Linked DNA regions of Mus musculus: regions 2, 3 and 4 are each linked to region 1. Evidence: chromatin loops called from intact Hi-C (ENCODE). Cell type or tissue: left cerebral cortex. All regions are shown on one strand. Links, peaks and the distances in the headings refer to the core of each region. The heading gives the core; the rest is flanking DNA. Region 1 has its middle 44 kb from the start of Fas. Region 2 holds the start of Ifit1 (interferon-induced protein with tetratricopeptide repeats 1). Region 3 has its middle 17 kb from the start of Slc16a12. Region 4 holds the start of Ch25h (cholesterol 25-hydroxylase).

Region 1 (5,722 bases), core at 526-5,525:
TTTTTCTTAATTGTCCAAGCATAATTAGACACCTTGGGAGGCAGAAGGGCTCTTATTACACCCCTACACACACACACACACACACACACACACACACACACACACACAGACACAGACACACACACACACACACCACGCCACACAACACACACACATGTGACATACTTGGACTTGACATGTATACATACATGCATTTGAGTTGCATAAGGAGCATTTTATTTCTAGCATGTCACTTTGTAAAGTTGAAGAGATCTGACCTCTTTGACTCAGCTAGTACACGATAGAACTAGATGCCATTGCACGACTGTGGAGCAACTAAACTCTGCAGTCTTCACTTGAGCATTTTTACTGCTAAGAAATGGTCTCTCTTGAAAGATGCACCACATATAAGGCTGTGCAAAGCATGATTATGTTTTGACATCCTCAGAATAGCTAAACCTAAAGACAGAAATCTTCTTACTGATGATTGCGGATGGGGCGTTGGGGCTAGGGGACAGCGGGGGTGTGGGAGTGTGTGTGTAAATGCTTAGTACACACTAGCTTTCCTTCGAAGCAATAAAAGCTTTTGGAACCAGATGGAAGTAAAAAAAAAAAGTTGCACAATGTTGTGAAATACTAAATACCACTGAATTGTATACTTTATGATGGTTGGTTTTTATGTTATGTGACTTTTGCCTAGATTAAAAACAAAAGGGAAGAAAGGGACTTTCCGATTTCCAAGTTCTTGAGAAAGCCCTTTCTCCTGAAGGAATGAGTAAGGTGTGATGTGTCCGTCAGTCAAGTGCTAGGCCATGGGAGAGGATGGAGAAGCACCAGGGCAGAGTATGCCCTGGACCAGAATTCAGCAGAACTGGAGAAAGTGCTGCAGTGGGACTCTCTCAACAGCTTCTTCAGAGTCCTGCTGATTCAAGCAGCACTCTCTGCACACCCTCCAATCCACCCTTAGGTCCTAAATCTCATCGGGAACCATGTCTCATAACCTCTCATTTCCAAAGGAACGTTCATTTCCTGAAGACCCGCAACTTTGTTGTATTTCCCCCAGCCCCAGAAATTTTGTTTAAATAATAAAGCTACACAATAGAAGTATCTGGTCCATGCAATTTATCTTTGCATTAGCTGTGGAAATAGGAAGATGCATTGGCAAGGTCTTTGTCCCTCAACAAGACCAGCTCCAGGCATCTGGACACTGTCACCTCTCTTTGTCATGCTTCTCCTTTTGTACACTGCAGCCATACTGACCCCGTTGCAGACCCTCACGCGTGTTTGGCTTGTCCTGGCGTTTGTTCCAGTCCTCCCTCAGATTTAGGCCACCCTGCTGCAAATCTTTGCTCCATCTCACTGAGGCCTCTCCTGACCACTCTATATAGTAGTAACACACCTTGCTTTTTTTTTCTCTCTCTCCCTACCTTTGCCTCAATTCTCCCTGTCCTGATAAACGGATCGGAGCATTTATAATCTCATAACATAGTATTCTGCACAATCATTACACAAATTCTTGTCCGTCCTGTTATGAGAGATCCAGCTCCAGATTGGTGGTCTTTTTGTATGTTATTAGCATGTTATTAGCATGTTATCCTAGAATAGTGCCTAGCTGTAAAAAGTAAGAACTATTTGATAGATAGTTGTAGAAAGATCAAGAGTCCTAGTGGTTCAACATAAACTGCTGTCTCTCTTTATTGATGAGTATTGAATATATTTCCAAATGAAGCCGGTTTTGCTGCAATTTGTAAAGACTTTGTTGTTGTGCACTCTTGATACCTAAGATGGGATTTGAGCATGCACACCCAGGTTCTGAGGATAACACACTGGCCTCTGGCCTAGAGCTAGACCTTCAATCTTTCCCACCATGTTTTCTGGGAACCAGACTGAGACCCCTTGCAGACGGAGAAGGAAGAGAAGAGATTAGAAAAAGTTCCATTGGCTTTAGCCAACAAACCTTGGCAGTTGTGTGACAAAGAATTCTAAGAGGTTCATGGAACTTTGTTGCTAAATTTTCTCACTCTCTTTCAGTACAGTAGAGCTTGCTTCAGTCTTTAATAGAAGACACCAAGTCACTTGTTTATAGACAAATAAGAGTGTATAGGGGTCACAAGGCAGAGCACAGGGGGACTCCATCAACTCTGTCTGGGTCCTACAACATGAGCATACCTGTCTATCAGCTGACTTCCAGATGTTCTGCACCTGGTCCTGTTATCTGACTGTCACCCAGCAAACACTTCCTTCTCAAGTCCATTCTATTAACTTAAGAGAATGGGCACTTACACTTGATATATTTGTATTATAATATAATATACACGTACCTTTAGTTAGTCTAAAAATGGTGGAGTGCTTGTTCAACTTTTAGTTAAATAGTGAATTAATCTCTAAGTTGGAAATATTTCTTTCCATGGGTGTTGGCATACTGAAGCCTTTCAGGCTGTGACCCGAGACTTTGCACATTTTCATAATTGCTGATTAATTATGCAGCACATGAATATTTCCAGTCTCAAACCTTCTGAAGCATGTCTGGACCTGGGGATATGAATTTTAGAGTGCTGTTCATGAAACCCAGGGACTCATGGGTATGAGACAAGTGCTTCCCCCCCCCTTCCCAAAGCCACATCATCTGCAGGACACATTTCCAAACATCCTCAGGTGGTTTCTATGAACGTTAATCTTAAGAACCAATGTCATACTCTATTACAGTTTATCACATCCTCTCATGGGTGTCTCATTCCTGTGCATTACAGTTATAGGAACAACTGATGGACTGTGACTTTAATTTACAGATATGGATAAAGAACATCCAAGATGTTAAATCTAAAATTATACAGCTAGGCCATAAAAAGGGGTTGACTTAGAATCAGACATTGCCTTATTTTAGATAAAACTCTTGTAATATCTGCTTTGTTTTGCTCTTTTGTTGGCAAGTTGAATATGAGAATTAAACTGTGACATACTTTGGAGAAACTTTCAACCAGGACCTGAGTCAGTGCTGGAGAAACAGTGCCATCTTGTGGCCGTGTGGAACCACAGCCCCGCTTTCCTTCCCATTTGTTTGGAGCCCACTGTTATATTTTATTGACAGATCCTTGGGCCTTTTATTTTATAGCTGAGACCTTTTTTTTTTTTTTTTTTTTTTTTTTTTTTTACATTTAGTAAGAGGGAAAACAAACACAGGGATTTCCATTTTTATCTGTCTTTTAGGAATAAAGGACTAGTAATGCATGGCTTTTAAAATAAATGTAAAGAAATCATTTACCATAGCACATTCAGGATATATTAAGACATATTTTTAAAAATTTTTATTAGATATTTTCTTCATTTACATTTCAAATGCCATCCCAAAAGTACCCTATACCCTCCCCCTCCCTGCTCCCCTACCCACTCACTCCCACTTCTTGGCCCTGGCATTCCCCTGTACTGGAGCATATAAAGTTTGCAAGACCAAGGAACCTCTCTTCCCAATGATGGCCAACTAGGCCATCTTCTGCTATATATGCAGCTAGCGACAAGAGCTCTGGGGGTACTGGTTAGTTCATATTGTTGTTCCACCTATAGGGTTGCAGACCCCTTCAGCTCCTTGGGTACTTTCTCTAGCTCCTCCATTGGGAGCCCTGTGTTCCATGCTATAGATGACTGTGAGCATCCACTTCTGTATTTGCCAGGCACCGGCATAGCATCACTCGAGATAGCTATCTCAGGGTCCTTTCAGCAAAATCTTGCTGGCATATGCACTATTGCCTGCATTTGGTGGCTGATTATGGGATGGACCCCTGGGTAGGGCATTCTCTGGATGGTCCATTCTTTTGTCTTAGATCCAAACTTTGTCTCTGTAACTCCTTCCATGGGTATTTTATTCCCTATTCTAGAGAGGAATGAAGTATCCATGCATTGATCTTCCTTCTTCTTGATTTTCTTGTGTTTTGCAAATTGTATCTTGGGTATTCTAGGTTTCTGGGCTAATATCCACTTATCAGTGAGTGCATATCAAGTGACTTTTTTTGTGATTGGGTTACCTCACTCAGGACACATGCTCCACTATGTTCATAGCAGCCCTATTTATAATAGCCAGAAGCTGGTAAGAACCCAGATGTCCCTCAACAGAGAAATTGATACAGAAAATGTGGTACATTTACATAATGGAGTACTATTCAGCTATTAAAAACAATGAATTTATGAAATTCTTAGGCAAATGGATATATCTGGAGCTGAGACATTTTTATCCTACATTTCATGGATTTACTCATCAAAAACAAGGTAATTAAGTCATGTGATAGTAACCAACAGTCAAGTGATTCATATTTTTTCTCACTTTATTTACTGGGGTGTAGGACCATTTTGTCCACTTGTATGATTCTGGACTTGTGGCTCAGGTAGATCCTTCTACCCTGTAACTGGAGGCATCTTCTAATGAAGCTCAAAGTATCAAGGACGTGTCTCCTCTCACTAAAAAATCTTCCCCCTAAAGCAGTATTATATTAGAAACAAAGTTAGAGATTGACCGTTATTTTACTGATGGTGAAGTGTCTAGAATGAAGATCTTGTCTTTCTGACTAGAAAGTAAACAGGTGATATAAAAGCTGAATACATCATATACATCATATTCACACACACACACACACACACACACACACACACACACACACACACACACACAATCAGCATGTCTCCTTGCAGTCACTTGGTTAACTAACATCTTCCCTTCTAACATATTTAATTATCGTGTCTGTGATGCGTGCACATTCGCAGGTGCACATGCACATGTAGCCATTCTTACTTAGGATGTCCCCCTCTATCGCTTTCCACCGCTTTGGTTTGAGAACACATCTTACTCCCACGGTTCTGGTAGACTAGCTGGTCAGGAGCTTCTGGCATTACCTGTCTCTGCTTTCCAACAATGGGGTTACAAGGATGTGCCACCATTACAGTGACTGGTTTCTTTTAGGGCTGGGGATGCAAATTCAGGCTGGAAAGCACACGCACCAAATGCTTTACGCTCTGAGCTACCTGCCCTCGCCCCATCCCAGTTTCTACTTTAAAATACAAAGTTGACTATATCTGAAGGAAAACCCTTCTGTCCCAAAAGCTTATAAATATACATAACATCTACATCACAGATCTCCAAGGTGTTTCAGGTGACAGCACAACCTCCGTCAGTATGTTTCCATCTTTGGAGCCTTCCACTGGAGGGTATCTGGAAGGGGTTTGTCATACCCCAACAGAACTACTTCATAGGATCAGCACTTTATATAATACAGCAAATCAGCTCACTACAGTTTATTATCTTCTTTCTGCCTAGAACCAAGGTATTCATCCAAGCACTGAACTGCTAAGAGGTCTAAGTAAGCATTTAAACCAATGAAAATGTATGCTAGCCTTATTTATGATAGCCAGAATCTGGAAAGAACCCAGATGTCCCTGAACAGAGGAAAGGATACAGAAAACGTGATACATTTACACAATGGAGTACTACTCAGCTATTAAAAACAATGAATTTATGAAATTCTTGGACAAATGGATGGATCTGGAGGATATCATCCTTAGTGAGGAAACTCAAACACAAAAGAAGTCATTAGATATGCACTCACTGATAAATGGATTTTAGCTCAGAAACTTAGAATACCCAAGATACAATTTGCAAAACATAAGAAAATCAAGAAGAGGGAAGACCAACGTGTGGATATTTATTCCCCCTTAGAATAGGGAACAAAATACCCATGAAAGGAGTTACAGAGACAAA
Region 2 (5,722 bases), core at 229-5,228, 310 kb before region 1:
AACATTAGTATAGCCAAGTGACTTAGTGACATAATTTCTAAGGTGTAAATCTGATGAAAGCAGTTTCTTTTGGGGATGTTTTAGGAAACATTAAGAGAGTTTAGTCACAGTTTAAGATGGAGAATAAGCTCCCAACAAAACATGGCAAGCAAGCTTTAAATCTTTGCATCTGTCTAAGAGGTCAGGGTTGAAAGAGCTTACTGAGTTAGAGATAATCCTGCAAGCAGCTACAACCAGGTCCTAAGAGAAGAGGCTGCCCAGAGTGTCAGTGTCTTGCTGTCACACTAAGGGAACCGTTTAGAGCAAGATTGAGCCACAAATTGAGTTCCCACTTTTCTCCCTAGGTCTTTTCCTATAGTTGTGGTCTGTTGTGTTTGTTGTGTGTGTTCCAGTGACATGTCTAACTGTGTATAGAGCCTGACATGCTCTCAAGGCAGTTTATCATCTTGGTTTCAGTCCTGGCAAAGGTTCAGTCTCATTAAAGGTAAGAAATATTTTTCAGAAAACAAGATTTAACCATGTGTCAAGGCATTCTACCCGGTACCTGACAAAGGGAGGTGGAAAAAGGAAAATGAGAAGATAACACGTTCTCAGCTAAAGTGGGGACTGAAAGTCTGCAGGTAACTACTTTGAGATGAGGACTTATGGGTTAGAGAAATAAGTACATATCTTATTAAGGTGATACATAGAGAAAGGTTCCTTCCATTTTGGGAATCTTATCATCTTTGGAATAGTTCTGAATGCCATTTCTCCTGGAAAGTCCAACTCTTTTGAAAACCTCACCAATAAGCATGCCCAAATGTGAGCGGAAAAAGATTGACACCAGACTTAACTATACAAAGAGAACAACGAGCAGCCAAGCAAAGACTGGAGAGGAAGACTCCCCCAGGAAAGAGACCAGCCATCGGTTGTCCAACACCAAAGGTTGAGGAAAGAGACCACCCATAGGTTGTCCAACACCAAATGGTGATTCCTGATAGCATATGCACAATTAATATTATAAGGACTTAACAGGTTATAATTAGAAATTTATGTATATGTACATGTGTGTTTGTGTGTGTGTGTGTGTGTGTGTGTGTGTGTGTGTGTGTGTGTGTGTGTGTGTATGAGGTACTTATGCCAAGGCATGCATACAGAGGTCAGAGGACAGCACAACATTAGGCACTGGTCTTCACCTTGTTCATTTGAGGTTGAAAGCCAAGTGCTTTCTCCCTCCTCTCAGTAGTAGCACTAGGATTCAACCCTGGCCCTTATGGTTGTTTGGTGAGCCCTTTACTCACAGAGTCATCGGCCCAGCACCATTTTAAATCTTCAAGGGAAGCAGTTGTGAGGCTCCCCTGACCCCTTGACATGGTATTTCAGAGCTTATGGAGTGTGTTGGGAGATTGGGGACCACAGAAAGAGCATCAGTGGCCATGAATTCTGGAAGTTTGCAGAAAAACACTATCAGTCCTTCCTTCCCTAGGCTTCAAGTAATGGAAGGAAGATGCCCAAAATGTCCTTGATGTGCCAACCTGGAGAAGAGACAGGGAGCATTATTCTTGGCATCGAAGGGTTCCTGAGTGTGGAGAGCTCTTGGTGCCACTTTCTAGGAATTTGACATTGGGCTAGAACAAGGAAATAGGCTCAAGATGGATACAGCTGAGGAAAGTGTTCTTTGTATATTGATGGGTCTTGTTAAGACCCTGAATAAGGTAATCATGGGACCTTTGTCTATGCTTTGTTTGTTCCTTATCTACTCTGTTTATGCTTTGTTTGTTCCTTGACTACTTTGTTTATGCCTTAGGACTGACCATATTCTTTGCATGTCTCTAGAATGGTAAGAAAGCAGACTGGAGAAAAATAAACACACATCAGCTTTAGAACTGGCTGGAGTCAAGTTATAGTGTGTCTAATTGTTTTTTCTTTCTTCAATATTCATTCCCTCCCTCCAGACCCTGTTGACTGAATGAGCTGGCTTGGTCAGCTGAGCCTGTGGCCCAGTGCTCCTTGGGCTTGTGTCCCTCAATTTACTAGTCCATTCCCATTTCCAGAATACTTTTTCTTTTCTAAGGAAATGTTTCTTTTCTCATCATTTGTGTCTGGTCCAATTCACTGATGCTGGACAAAAATATGTGGGTATTTCAACAGTGCCCCTGGAAAAGTTTGACAGTTATTCCTGGACTCTGGACTCTATCTATATAAACGTTTGATAAGCCAAGCTAGATAGAGACAAAAGGGTAAGAAGTTTCTGATCTTTCTCTCTCTGTCTATGTCTATCTGTCTATGTATATCTGTCTGTCTGTCTGTCTGTCTCTCTCTCTCTCTTTCTGTGTGTGTGTGTGTGTGTCCCTCCCTCTCTGTTTTATCTTCTCTCTCTGACTGTCAGTTGGGAGCACATAGGTCCTTGCCTCCTATAAACAGATAAACAGATAAACACTAATAACCTTGTATTTTGTGTTCTCTGTAGAGCCAGAACACATTAACCTCATACAGCAGGACCAGAGATGGCTAATAGCATAGGTAACCTTTGCTTTATTTGTATGGTCCGAGGCTCCCCCAAGCTCACACAACCAGGGATGGAAATGGTAATAGTCCAAATGACCTCCGTACTATCTGTATGACTTACACCATACCAGATTTTTCCCTGGGCCCTTCAGCTAACGTATGAAGCCTATCTCTGGAATTAATCCTCTTGAGAGAAGTCACATGTACTTTGAATTGAGTTTCAGTGTAATTATACCTCATGATACCTCCGTGTACACAGAGGATTGTATTACACCAGGAAACATTTTGCTATATTTTATTGTGCTGAAATATATTTACAACAAACAGTGCCAGGTTAGATTCTAGAAGTTTGAACCGACATTGGCTAAATTATATTCAACCAGATTTCCTTCTTACTTCATAGAGACCATTGCTCTGTTGGCCACAGCATTCTCAGAGACCCCATCATCTGTCTTTCCCTATTTCTGTGTCTGTGTCTGTGTCTGTGTCTGTCTCTCTCTCTCTCACTCTCTCTCTCATAACCAAATTCATAGTTACTCCTTCTTTTCCAGAGCACTTTAAGATGCTGGACAAGCTTCTGTAGGAATAGATTAATCCTGACCCAGGGGCATCAGATTCAATCTGGCTTTACTTTGCTTTCCCTGGCTACAGCATCCCACAGTTGGAATTAGAGATTGTACCTGCACCTTATGGGAAATAAAGATTTTGTCAGGACAGCTCAGAGGACTCTGAAAACTGGACAGCAGTAGCCCAGGAAGGTCTGCCTTGACTGGGAGGCTCACAAGGATCCTTCTGGGCTCTCTGTCTTGAGGTGGAGGTACATGCACCTATGCATAGCATCTGCTCTACCTTACCAAACTTCTTCTTACCTTCTGGACCAATTGACTTCAGAAGGGCAATAGGAGTAGGGGGCCCACAGGCTCAAGGGATCAGAGGTGACCTGATTCCCTAGGTCTCAGAGGTAGGCAGGAGAGCCTTTTTTCTTGTTAGTTATATGCTCTATTCCTCTGAACAGTTGCAAAACACAGATGTTCCATATCTCCATACTCAGGCTCAGGGTGTGATGTAGTGCCCCATGCACCATCTATTAAATCTGGAACCACTGGTTGGTGGTACTGTATCAATCACATTATCTTCCTGGTGATGTGTGGGGCCCTTGACTCAGGTATAGAACTTTTACCCACCATACCCTAAGCCTCAGTTGTGTGCCCACCGAGTCTCTGGGTCTCTACTTGCTCTACCTTATCAAACTTCCTGACATGGCTTTATATAACATATATTCATATATATTTATTCATATATATTTAGTTTCTTGGCCAAAAGGTTTTAATACCTCTTGTCAGAGAGAATAGAATTGACACATTTTTGTTTCTTAATCCTGGGGGGGGGGGGGGCGCGGGGAGGGAGGGAGGGAGAGAGGGAGGGAGGGAGAGAGAGAGAGAGAGAGAGAGGTGTTGCCCTGGCTATTTGTTTAGCCAGCCAGGGATGGGAATGAATGCGCCTGGAACAGAAAGCTTGAACAGCATTTCAAGAGGTCCATTGAGGGATAGGCTGGAAGATTCTGAGGACATGCTGGAACATTCTAAGGACTATGTCCTCAGAAGATCAGAAGGAGCATACTCTAACCTGCTGCTCACTTTTGGAGCACCAAGTGGGCACTGGTGGTCCTTTATTCCATTCCAGAGGGCCTGTTTGGTAATCATCTTTGTTTGTGAGCCGAGCATGCACTAAATTCTCTCCCAGGTACGTCCTACTACATGCTGTGAGACAGCCTTAAAAATCAAAACAAGCTTCCAGTCACACATCCAGCACCAGGCACACAGCTTAGTGGGGGCATTAAGCAAACTCCCTGGACCCTCAGGACAATTAGCATCCTTGTTCCCCATCAGCAGTAGAAAGAGAAGCTAGAGGCACACTCAGAAACAGCCACTAGCAAACGTCTGTGTCCTGGGTTCCCTCAGAGTGGAGAACAGGGAAATCCTTACCCCATGGTTGCTGTAAAGGTGGTAGCTGTTCTCTGGGTTTTCAGCAGAGCAGAACTCCTCAGAAACCTGCCTTGACTCTCTGCTCTCTTGCAGACTGTCACACCAACTGGAAGCTCAGGTTTTTTTTAAAGGGCTGGGTGAGCTAGGGGGTGTGCTCTTTTCAGTCAGCAGTGAGAAACTGAAACTGAGACTGGAAAGTGAAACTGAAGCCTGCAGTTTATCCAGGGAGACGCACTGTGGGGCACTGTGGGGTTTGCCCTACTGCATTCTCCACTGAAATCGATGAGGAGAAGGCTCTGAAACGGATACAGACATGTCGGATCCAGACTGCTGTCCAGAGAGAGAGAGTGAGACATCCCTGCCACCCAGAGACTCTTATCTGTTAGGTAGGGGCTGATGGAGGTGATACAGATAAAATGGAAAGCAGACTGGCATCTTCAGAAGCAGTGTTGTTCTTTCTTCCAAGCAACTGAAGGTCTGCAGTTCCTCCTTGGAAGTGAGACTTTCCCATGTGGCACTAGGGGGTCTTAGGATGGCAAAGGGAAAGTTTGGGACTGGAAGAGTGAGTTCTCATGCATTGTGGAAGTGGAAGAAGATACTAGCTGGTTTGTTGTGTGTCTATCCTTAGCATCTTCCACAGATGTCATTATTCACCTGCATTGACTGGTCCATAGCTTCCCAGCCTATCCGAAGCCTTAGGAATACAGTCTTTATAAACCAGGACAGTTTCCCATTGCCCAGAGAGCTGTAGAGCCATGCTTTGTGTTAACTTCTCCTGAGGTGACTCTAAAGGGTTCTTTCCACCAATCATAGTCATGTTAACAAGAACCAAACATGGAATCCCTAAAGGGTGATGGTTATTCAGAGCCTTGATGCTATCCCACTAATAGCAAGGCTACTAGATGGGTCAGTGGTTAAGAGCACTCACTGCTCTTCTAGAGGTCTTGAGTTCAGTTCCCAGCAACCACATGGTGGCTCACAAGTATCTGTAATAGGATTAAATGCCCTCTTCTGGTGTGTCTGAAGACAACTACAGTGTGTTCATACACGTAAAATAAATACCATTTTAAGGGCTAATAGCAATCTAGGGAACTACAGACAGTGGGGCTCACACTGTTTCAGGTTGAGGTCAAATACTTTAGTCTGTTGTCTTGGTTAACCTGTAATCTCAGCCTTTATTGCTGTCTAGTTCCTTATCCTGACCTTTGATGTCTAGGTCCTCAAATTCAGCTCATCCTTCTCACCTCCAT
Region 3 (5,722 bases), core at 434-5,433, 430 kb before region 1:
ACTCATAGGGAAGTTTGCAGTGGCAAGTGCCTTTATCTGTATATCCATCTCCCTAGCCCAGTGGAAGCCCTTTACTTTCATGGGGCCCATTTATCAGTCATTGATATTATTGCTTCAGTGACTGAAGTCCTATTCAGCCGTCTTTGCCCATGTCAGTGTCTTTGTCTGGGGTCTTTTCTACATCCATATAAATTTTAAGATAGTTTTCCTTCTATCAGTAAAGAATAGCATTAGAATTTTGATGGAACTGCATTGAGTCTGTAGATTGCTTTTGGTAGTAAACCCATGTTTATAATATTAGATCAGCAATCCCTGACCATGGGAGGGTTACCTCATCCTGTGTCTTCTTCAATTTCTTTCTTCACTGTTTACTTATCTTCAGTATAGAAGTCTTTTACTTTTTTTCTTTCTTTTTTCTTTTTTTGTCTTTTACTTTCTTGGTAAGATTTATTCCAAAATATTTTTGAGGCAACTGTTAGTGTAATTGTTTGATGTATTTTTTGTTATTGGTATATTAACACATACATAAATTAATGCAGCTTTGTAACAATATATGTTACAAGATATAAACTAATGTAATTTTGTCATTAGTAGATAAGAAAAACTACTAATTTTGTGCTAATTTTGTATCCTGCAATTTTGCTGAGAATATTTATCAGCTCTAGTAGTTTTATGTCAGTCTTGAGAGTCTCATGCATTTGATTCTTATCATCTGCAAAAAAGATTCTCTGACTTTCCTTTCTGTTTTTATTCCTTTTAATTCTTTCCTCTTGTTTTATTTCTCTAGCAAATGCTTCAAGCACTATATTGTATAAATGGCAGAAATTGGACACCTTGTCCTGTTCCCAATTTTAGGGGAAATCCTTTGAGTTCTTCTTTTAGTATGCAGTATTGGCCACCAGCATGCCATACAAGACATTACTATGTTGATTTATGAAATCAGATGCACCTGCATTTGGTGCATATGTTTAAAATTATAGTATCTTCTTCATTATCCTCCCATTAACAAGTTATGAATTGATTTTCTTTATCTCTCCTGTTTTGGTTTAAAGCCTATTTCCTACCATATTAGGACAGTGACACCAGGCACTTTCCCAGGTTGTTTGCCTAGAATACCTTTTCCATCCTTTAATCTTAAGGTTTCCTGTGTCTTTGGTGTTCAGTTGCACTTCGTGGAGATAACAAATGGGTCATTTTAAAAATGCAATCGAGTAACCTGTGTCTGTTGGTGAGGGAAATTGAAGATATTATCAGTTATAATAATTATTTAGAGGTGTATATTAACTTTCAGCATTTTGTAATTTCTTTCTATTCCTTGTTTGCTTAACTCACACTCTGTACTAGTTTATTCTTTCCTGCAGCTTCCTGGATGTGTTTATCTTGCTCTGAATGAAAGCCTCTTCCATATATCTCTAGAAAAGCTGGCTTGGGGGTTGTGATTTTTTTTTATGTTAGAAAGCAGTTCTGTATTAACTGTGACAGATAGCTTTGCTTGGTATAGTAGATATATACTAGTTCTTAGGCTTTTATCACAAAAGTCTTATCTTTCTATGTCATTGTTCTTTTCACAGTGTCCCGTGGACAATGAATCTTTGGTCTGTTCTTGTTAATATATCTTTATCATTGTCTGAATGGTCCAATTCCTTTAACTTTTAATTAAGGCCTGGTAATTTGTCTCTCCCTTGATCCATTCTGTTAGTGAGGACTTTTGTGAAGCTTTCATTTGACTTATTGAATTTTTAATTTCCAAAGTACTCTTAGTATTTCTTTTTCTTCATTGAATTTCACATTCATATACTATATTTAGTTCTTTTATTTCATTTTGCTATTTGTGTTCTCTTGGAATTCATTCATGAGTTTATACATAGCTTCTTAGATTTCTTTGAACAGCCAAAAAAAGTATTCTTTTGAATTCATTTTCTGGAATTACATTTAATTCCCTCTCATTGAAGACCCTTACCATGAATTTTTAAAAAATATTTAGAGGAATCACATTGCTTTGCTTTTTTATGTTTCTTGTGTTTTTGCACTGATGTTTGAATATCTAGGATTAGTAATTATTTAGGTTTTTTTTTTAACTCACCCTCATGACTCCAGGAAAGAGCAACATTCAGAACAGAACGGTCTATAGTAGAGTTGAGACATAATTTTCCTCTACCAGACAGCTGTTTTGGCTCTAGTCTCAATACCTGATACTCCTTCAAGTGTAGAATATTGTCTGTAAAATTATCATTGTCAACACATAGGCCTAGTATGACATATAGTCATAGTTAAATAAAAACACCTACCTCTTCAGTGCCAAGTGTTTGCAGAAGGAAGACTGAGTAAGTGTAAAAAGTAAAAATAGAATCACAATATGACTGTTGGTGAGTACTGCCTTGGTGGAGAAAAGATCCTACAGGGACAAAAGAAGCAGAAGGGGCAAAGGGAGGCAAGTGGAGAGGAGAGGAAGTAGTTTTAACTGAATGAAAGTAGAGAAGTTAAGACCTGTACAAAACCAAGATGGTCAAAATTCCTGCATGGGTAGAGAGGAGGCTCCTGAGCATGGCTGTTAAGGGAGGAAGAGCCACTTTTCGTTGCAGACCTAGCCTCTGATAGGGTGCCCATGCCACAGCTGATGGCCCCACAAGCATGGGTACAAATTGGACTGAGAGGAGCTATAAGAATAAATAATACAAATAAATAATTAAAAAGGAAAGCATAGAACTCGGAGGAGATGGGTTAGTAGGACCTCATGGATTGAAGGGAAAAATGTGTGTGTGTGTGTGTGTGTGTGTGTGTGTGTGTGCAAGCTCAAATACATTGTATGCATGTATGAAATTCTCAAGGCTGAGACAGAGATCTGGTGAACCAGGCCAGCCTGTGTTCTTTGGAAAAGCATATCAGAAAGAAAATTGAGAAAGAAAGAATAGAGAGGGGAAAGAAGAAGAGGTACAAGGAGAACGAGAAAAATGTCAAGTTTACCCAGAGTACTGGAATTTTTACCTTTCAAAAGAAATCTGGAGTTTTAGGGACACTTTCTCGATTAAAAAAATAAAAGGTAGCAAAGTTATCAGTGGATGAGATTATTTTTTTTTAATAATCATTGTTTGAGACAAGTTTCCACTGTGTAGCCCTAGCTGGCTAGCCTCTAGAACTCACAGAGATCTGTGCCTCTGCCTCTGTCCACAAAATTATCATTGCTAACATTTAGTCCCAGACTCAAGAAATTTGATTACCTTACTCTACATTATTATAAAAATCTATTTTTTCCCACTTAGTCACACAATATCTGCAAAATGCAGGAATGTGTCTGACAAATATGGTGACCACTACTGTGAACCGCAACCAACTGAAGATGGACAAGGATTTCCACGCAACTGGGCAATTATTTGAAAGGATGTCATTTTCACAAACGCTGTGTGTACAGTGGTACTCAATGTGGAAAGTGATAATTATCTTAGAGGAGCTAATTAGAAAGCAAAAGACGTGCCGCAGTAGCTGGATCTTACACAGGCACTGTGATGGTTCTATCAAACACTCACAACTCCAAACGTGATGGTCAACTGGAGAACAGCTATCAGATGACGTCGCAAGAAGTACTGGGCAAGCCAAAAATTCTATTTCGTAAATCTAATAAAAGGAGTGCATATGAACCCTACTATTAAATTAAGAAAAAAACAGTGCAATATCACATAGGAAATTCAATAAACATGTAGATGTGAATGAGCAGATGAAAGGCTGCGGATGTGAGAGCTTATTAAAATACATTTGATGGTTATTTTATGGGTAAAAGAGTTGGTAACATTTTAAAAAGCCACATCTCTTTGAATTTCCTTTACTTATGTTGACTACATGGCTAATTCTTATGTCAGGCTGATGGTGAGGTAGGAAAGCCACATGCAGACTTTACCATCTAATCTAGCTTAATCTTGGTTCCTCTTCATTTTGCTGGCTTTTGATTTTATTAGAGTGGAGTTAATGCCCAGCTTGCTCACTGGCATGTTTTCAGCTTACTTCCTGACTCTCGGAAAGTTTCCGATAACTGTGTAGTTGGGTTGGCTTGACTTGGATGGAATTGAATTATCAGAAACAATTGAAAAGGTCCTGAAAGCTAGTTTTCATCATCCACCCGCCCCTGCTCTCCCTAATTTGATACCCCTCCCTTCTCTACTTCAATATGCTCTCTGCCACAGTTGGAGAGTAGCCAGCTCTAACTCAACCCCACTACTCTAGACTGTTTGCAGATAATTCTGAAGAGGAGGAAGATGTAATTTCCCTCAACATCATTAGTTTATAACTGTCACAGATTCCTAAAATGAAATATAGAGTCACAAGAAAGAAGAAACACAAGCCAGGTGGAGTGGAGTGGTACCTATCTATCATTCTACTATTCAGGAGTTCAAGACCATCCTGGACTGGCAGGAGTGAGAGAATCAGGCTTATAAAAATTTACAGTAATCATACAATAGGGGTAAAGCAACCCAGAGCAGTGGGGTAGTTGGAGTCCTGGATTCAGTTGCAGCTCAATAGGCCACAGTATGTTTTAAAGAAGCAATGGGAAAAATTAAAACTCATTTTAGGCTCTAGTGTAGAGGTAGAACTGTCACAAGGAAGATGTTTGCTCACACATGCAGTTGGTGCTGCTGTCTCTTGGCTGATGAGTAAGCCTTGGGAAGCACTCACAACTCAATGTTTGGGCATGAGCAGAGCTCTCTATCTAGCCTTTGCAACTCTGTCTGCCTTCTGGATGAGCAGGGAATTCCCTTGTGCTTTGATTGTCCTCATCTCCAATCTTTTTTTAAAATATTTTTATTAGGTATTTTCCTCATTTACATTTCCAATGCTATCCCAAAAGTCCCCCATACCCCCCCACTCCCCTATCCACCCACTCCCACTTTTTGGCCCTGGCATTCCCCTGTACTGGGGCATATAAAGTTTGCAAGTCCAATGGGCCTCTCTTTCCAGTGATGGCCGACTAGGCCATCTTTTGATACATATGCAGCTAGAGTCAAGAGCTCTTATACTTGGGGGAGAAATGTTTTGGTTTCTTTATAAACTTCAAAATAGATTGCCAGAATATTTAAGGCCATAAGTCTATATTTTGAAAATGAGGCTACATGGATTCACTGAACAATGTTTTCATAAAACCACAATAATTAATAACATTTGCTTTATATAGTCAGTTGGCAGTCTTCCACATAAAACCCTTCTTCCTTGCTGTCATATTTTCCCACATAGAGAAGAGCATTGATATATCTTTTCCAAAGAAGACAAAGCAAACTCTGATCACCATAGAAACTTTCCAAAAGCACTGCGATCCATCTCTACTGGATCAGTAGAGCAGTGGACTCTAGGCTAGTTCCCCAGTCACTACCTGTAGCCCTGGAGTGCCATTTAATGCTACAGTGCATAAACTTATCATTGAGAGGAAGTTTCTACCTTGCCCATTTCAGGGAATTATCACCGTGAGAATATATGGTTCTTTCATTCATTCATTTAATCATTCAGTCTGTAAGGATGCTGGGCATTATCCTAGGCTCTGGGAACACAGTGAAGACCACAATGGGCACTACTCCTGTTCTTCTTGAGGTCTTACTTGCAGGTCCATCCTGTGACTGGAAGCTGACATGGACATCAGGATAGATATGAATGATGCCAAGCACAAAATCATAAGTTTACTTAAAATGTCATGATCTTTTTGGTGATTTCAATATTTTAAAATTTTTTATTATTTTATTTA
Region 4 (5,722 bases), core at 373-5,372, 140 kb before region 1:
GAATCACTGCTTAATGGCTGGGCATGAGTCAGCCAGCTTTCTCCTTTAGCATGGGAATCAGAGACTAATGGCTGGTCGGTCCTAGTGAGTAAACGTTTATATTACAGCATCCTAAACGTCCCTCATCTCTAGCAGGTCTGGTTAGCAGACTATCTTTGGGGTATTTTGAAGGCAGCAAGCACGCCTTTAGCTAAATTCCACTTGAGTGACTTCGTGTTTCCTATACAAATCCCTTTTCATGCCCATTCTAGCTCTTTGGTGTAGTCTTGTACATCAATAGGATGTGGAGTCCTTTAGTTTATGGCCAGGAGTGCATAGCTGGGCTATATGCTAGTTTTATTTTGAGACAACCCCACGCTGGTTTCCATAATGGCTGTAATGAGTCTTATAAAATTGTTTTTATTTTTATTTTTTTCTGAGGCTGCTATACAGTTCACAGCTACAGTTTAGAGGCCCTAGAGAATGAATGAAGAGCGTGCACCTCCTCTAACAGTGATAACTCTGGAACATCTACCAAATGGGAAGAGCCTGAATCATGAACTTACCTATTGTGTATGTATGTTTTCTCTCTATAAAATGAACCTGTTTATTATAACACACACACACACACACACACACACACACACACACACACACACCCTGGGTATATGTTGGACCCATTTATTGTACCATATTTTTACCATATGTGTTTGTTTTTTATATCCTTTTATCTTTTCTTCATGTTAAAAAAAACCTTAACTATTTGCATTTAATTCCAAATATCTTAGTGGTTACCTGTGAAATACAAAGTTAAAGTGATTGTGTGCCTTATTTCCTTTGGTATGTGCTGAGGCCTTAGATAGAGAGCTGTGAAGCCACAGTTATGGGGTACTTCCTGACAAATGTGGGAGCCAGTTCTTGATGAGTGTGAATCACAAGTAACAGTCTTGTGCAGGCAAAAGTTACAGTCCATCCCCTCCCCCTCCCCCCCCCCAGGGGGGACTGGCAGCAGGCTCCTAGAGCTACAATCCCTGTTTTCTTTGGAAAATAACACAAGAAACACAAGCTTGTATAAGACTATGTTAGCTTCCAGCAGAGAAAAGCAGCTGTAAAGACACAAATTCAAGAAGGAAACCCTGGGAGAATGGCCCCTGGCTTTCCTCTGGGATCTTCTGTGCCGTGTATCCGCTACCCGGGGCTGATTTCTGTGCTCCACTCTCTAGGGCACTCTCCTTGGATATAGTACTGACCTCCTGTGCTCAGTCCCTGGACGATCAGTCCCAGTGTCTGAAAGGGTATCCAGGAGTTGAGGAGTAGGGAACAACTGAGGGTTGGTAAAAGTCGGAGCCTGAGGGACCTCTAAGGAAATGGCAGGGGAGATGAGACATGTTCCGGGAGGCTATGAGATTGCTCAGATCTTCTTCTCCACTGGCCTTTGCGGTTTGGCCCAATCGAGTGAGCCTTTACGGGTGTTAAGCCTCCGTTCTCCAACCCAGAGCAAAGGCTGGCAGTGCTGCCCTCTTGACCGCTGTCTTGCAGGATCTGATCTCTGCTCTTGACACCGCGGGCTTTAAGGGCACCAGAGCGGGAGAGTCGTCCGCGCCAAAAGGCTGCGAGCCTGACTGCTCTTTTTTGGAGGATGCCAGGTTCCCTCTCCTACAGGACTCAATCCCTGTCTGCAACGGACCCAGTACCAGCACTGTGGCGTGAGGTACGCACACTCAGAGTCCCCCAAGGTGTAGAATAAGTCTTTAAACAGTCAAAAACAGATATTTTAAAACCCAGGGAATTCTGCTTTGGTTGAGAAACAGCGCCTTCTGAGAGCGAAGAACTCATTAGTTTTTAGCGGTGATGGCGGGTGAACTGTCCCAAGGCAGAATCGCTCTCTCCTGTGTCATTAGTACATCAGCTGAAAGGCAAGCAAACAGTTCTTTACGTCTGGGAAAGGGCTTTAAGGGCCGCTGCTTGCGTGAAGGGGAGATTTGATGCAGCTATAAACCAGGACATAGACAGGAACAAAATTCGGGTTATTTAAGCAAAATTCTTTAGCAGGGAAAGGGAGGTGGGAAGGAGACGGAAGGGTGACGTCACTGGGGGGAGTGGCCACAGTCTTAAGAAAAGTCGGCGGGGCTGGGGAGACCACAATTGTGGGACATAGTCTCAGCATGGGCTGCTACAACGGTTCGGAGCTCCAAGACCTGGGCTGTTCCAGCCAGCTGCTCCTGCAGCCCCTCTGGGACACCATAAGGACAAGGGAGGCGTTCACGCGCTCACCCATCTTCCCAGTCACCTTTTCTATCATCACTTACGTGGGCTTCTGCCTACCGTTCGTGGTGCTGGACGTCCTGTATCCCTGGGTCCCCATCCTGCGACGCTACAAGATCCACCCGGACTTCTCGCCTTCCGTAAAGCAGCTTCTGCCTTGCCTGGGGCTGACACTCTACCAGCACCTGGTGTTCGTGTTCCCGGTGACGCTGCTGCACTGGGTGCGCAGCCCGGCGCTCCTCCCCCAGGAGGCCCCTGAGCTCGTCCAGCTCCTAAGTCACGTCCTGATCTGCCTGCTGCTCTTCGACACCGAGATCTTCGCGTGGCACCTGCTGCACCATAAGGTGCCCTGGCTGTACCGCACCTTCCACAAGGTGCATCACCAGAACTCGTCCTCCTTCGCGCTGGCGACCCAATACATGAGCTTCTGGGAGCTGCTTTCGCTGACCTTCTTCGACGTGCTGAACGTCGCGGTGCTTCGGTGTCACCCACTCACCATCTTTACCTTTCACGTGATTAACATCTGGCTGTCGGTGGAGGACCACTCGGGCTATGACTTCCCGTGGTCCACTCACAGACTTGTGCCCTTTGGCTGGTACGGGGGCGTGGCTCACCACGACATGCATCACTCTCAGTTTAACTGCAATTTTGCTCCTTACTTCACACACTGGGACAAAATGCTGGGCACTCTGCGGTCCGCGCCCCTGCCAGAGAGCCTTTGCGCCTGCGGTGAGCGCTGCGTGAACTCCAGAGAGCGATGCGCTGTACACTTGATCCAGAAGAAGAAACAGACTTGAGTTACTTTATTAGAAGTTTGTAACTTTTAAAGTGATGCACACTGCTATAAAATCTAATGTTGTTTCTGCAGCCTGACAAAGTAATTTATATAATGTTTCTATGTGAATTTAATTGTGGTCTTGGTGTTAAATTTCAACTTATCCCAGTGTCATTGACTCCAGGACACAAGGTAGACATTCAGCGTGGTGTATTTGAATCATTATGATCTCTGAAATGATTTGTTTCTAGAACCAAGACTTTCCTATGTATGAAATCGCACTGGAACTGGGCTCTAACCTCACATGTTGAGAGAAGACCTGATTTCTGACTCTTTAAATAATCAAATTTGTTCCTGCTGGGCAGTGACCAAGGTTATAGTATATTTTTTCTACTTTTGAATGAAATGATATATTTATATTGAAAAAAGTTTTATTTGTATTTTAAAAATAAAAAGAACATGAACTAAACAAGCATTAGCTCCTGGTGGGCCTGATGAATTAAAAAAAAAACTAAAAAGGAAGTGTGTGTGTGTGTGTGTGTGTGTGTGTGTGTGTGTGTGTGTGTGTGTCTGTGGCTTCTCAGTGTTCTTTGAAGCATCTACCAGTCTTGCCATGGCAAGAGCAATTTGGTGTCAGGTATTGGGCAGGGGGGCTAGGGAGTAACTTTGGGAAGAAGGCTAGGGGCTAGCTGACTGCTTATTCACACTGCTTTTTGTCTGGTTTTGACATAAGAAGCACGTGAAAAACTTGCTCTGTAGGTTACTTTTCTAGGGGATTAAGACCAGTCTCTTCTGTATTGTTGGAGTGCTATGCGTAGGGTAACTTAGAATCAGAGTAACGCCTTGATAAGCCAAGTTAGTGCATTAGGGAAGCTGATAAACTAAGCTCCATTTTAAGGTAGAGTCTATTCTTGGCTAGCACAACTGACCCTTAAAAGGCTGCCCCTGCAGCCTGGAGTTTTCCTATAGTTTATTTTCTTAATGAAGACACACATGCCAAGCATATAGCCTCTTCTTAACAGAGGGTGAGAGTAACTTTCAGTCTTAGACTTCCCGTTTTGTCTTCTGCAAAAGGAGATAGTATGAAAATAGTATGAAAAGGAGGAGGTGAAAATTAATATCAAGACAAAAGGAAGGGACAGCTGGGCTGCTCAGTAATAGAAATTATTGGCTAGGCAGATGTTGCCATCAAATGTCTCATGTAACTGCAGCTTAGTTACTTTAATGATAAATTGAGAGTATTGATCCCAAAGGCTAACGTTAAAAAGGAAGATGTCAGAAGTCAAGGTTACAGATTTGCATAGCATTGTGGGCTCAGCATATATGAACCTAAATGTTCTTATTAAGGAGTTTTTAAAAAGCATCTAAAGATCTGTTCTCCATTGTCTGTTAAAGGGATTCCTGGGAACTATCTTAAATCTTTCCCGTTACCCAGCTGCTGTGGTATCTGGTGTCTGCTGATTGTGTCAGGTATGCTCAGAGGTGTTTTCCTGGCTCCTGAACTGAAGTTACCACATCCCTTGTCTGCAACTGTATCAGACTGGGACAGAAAGATCTTATTTATAAAAACATGAACTTCCCAGAAAGCAGAAGAGGAGTCCAAGGAGGGGCCCTGCACTAGACATGCTCCATCACCTCGGTCATATGCACAGTGAGTGGAGAAAGAGGATAATAATCAGGCAGATGTGGAGTACTGAGTGCAGCTGTTATTAAGGTGAAGAGCTCTAGACACCCAAAGCCAGCCAGGCGGTATAATAACAATTTATCTCAGCTCAAGGTCAGAGTCTGTAACAATGTTTCGTGTCACCTTGCCCTAAAAGGGAAATGAGATGAGGCAATCCAACACATGGAAAGTGTTCGATTTAGAAACACTTTCTCCAAGTCCCAAGTCAGTAGCTGATGCCTTGTTCAGAAAGATGAGAGACTTTAGATAGGTGAAAGGCCGCATGACAAAGGCTAACAGGTCACATTTGTATGTCTTTTTTTTTTTTTTTCTTCACTCTTTGTCTCACTTACTCTTTGAAACACCACCATAAGGGATGTAGTTATCTTCCTCAGCAGCATCACACATTAGGCATGGAGGATTGGTCCCATGGTTTAGTATCTATTTCCAAGTAGGAGTAAAATAGGCATTATCAAATCCAAAGAGATGGTTTCTCATGTCCTTAGTTGGGTTTATTTATTGCGGTGTGTGTGTGTTTCTTTTTTAACTTTCATCCTAGCTTGGCATTAGTGAGGCTTCCCTAAAACATTTACTTCCCAATTTTCTGGCTGTTTCTTTTCTTTTTAGTGACTCACCACAACATGAAAGAAAGCCACAGGCACTTGGGTTTTTTAATCTTAAAAATTTGTCTCAGGGCTAGAAAGATGACTCAGCAGTTAACAGCACTTCCAGAGGTCCTGAGTTCAATTCTCAGCAACCACATGGTGGCTCACTACCATCTCTACTGGGATCTGATGTCCTCTTCTGGCATTCAGGTGCACATGCAGATAGAATACTTATATACTTAAAATGAATGAATCTTAAAAAATCCGTGTTCTGTGCAAAAAATGTTCTTCCTACCACCTCCTAACAATCCTGAAAATTTCCTATTATTTTCATTACAGTATACACACACATATATATACATAGTATTTGTATGTGTATATAAAATATATAACATGCATATCATTATACATGCATGTATTGAAGAAACAAATCAT

The links. A loop is a pair of places that touch in the nucleus more often than their neighbours do. Peaks named below come from ENCODE experiments on the same cell type or tissue, not always from the same donor. Only the 100,000 strongest peaks of a DNase experiment are listed, where the experiment ranks them.
Region 2: a loop joins it to region 1, with 5 times the contacts of the local background. A loop is called at or near these places in 24 of 42 quality-filtered maps.
Region 3: it touches region 1 in a loop (4-fold over the local background); 10 of 42 quality-filtered maps call a loop at or near these places.
Region 4: a loop joins it to region 1, with 2.7 times the contacts of the local background. A loop is called at or near these places in 28 of 42 quality-filtered maps.

What each region holds. Positions count from the first base shown.
Region 1 is chr19:34,331,765-34,337,486 of GRCm38, reverse strand. No RefSeq gene overlaps it. Among named protein-coding and RNA genes, the nearest start is that of Fas, 44 kb to the right of the region's middle. In left cerebral cortex, for the core only: a CTCF peak has its summit at 3,000 (motif pointing left); a DNase peak (open chromatin) is centred at 2,993.
Region 2 is chr19:34,639,738-34,645,459 of GRCm38, reverse strand. It overlaps Ifit1 (interferon-induced protein with tetratricopeptide repeats 1), which reads right to left and starts at 4,571. Exons shown (of 2, transcript NM_008331.3): 1 at 4,473-4,571. The coding sequence starts at 4,477. It also overlaps a transcript of Ifit1bl1 not described here and a transcript of Ifit1bl2 not described here. In left cerebral cortex, for the core only: no CTCF peak of the experiment used is centred there; no DNase peak of the experiment used is centred there; H3K4me3 peaks cover 458 bases.
Region 3 is chr19:34,761,562-34,767,283 of GRCm38, reverse strand. No RefSeq gene overlaps it. Among named protein-coding and RNA genes, the nearest start is that of Slc16a12, 17 kb to the right of the region's middle. In left cerebral cortex, for the core only: no CTCF peak of the experiment used is centred there; a DNase peak (open chromatin) is centred at 2,356.
Region 4 is chr19:34,471,549-34,477,270 of GRCm38, reverse strand. It overlaps Ch25h (cholesterol 25-hydroxylase), which reads left to right and starts at 2,123. Exons shown (of 1, transcript NM_009890.2): 1 at 2,123-3,488. The coding sequence starts at 2,145. The coding sequence ends at 3,041. In left cerebral cortex, for the core only: no CTCF peak of the experiment used is centred there; DNase peaks (open chromatin) are centred at 2,111 and 2,432; H3K4me3 peaks cover 1,691 bases; H3K27ac peaks cover 306 bases.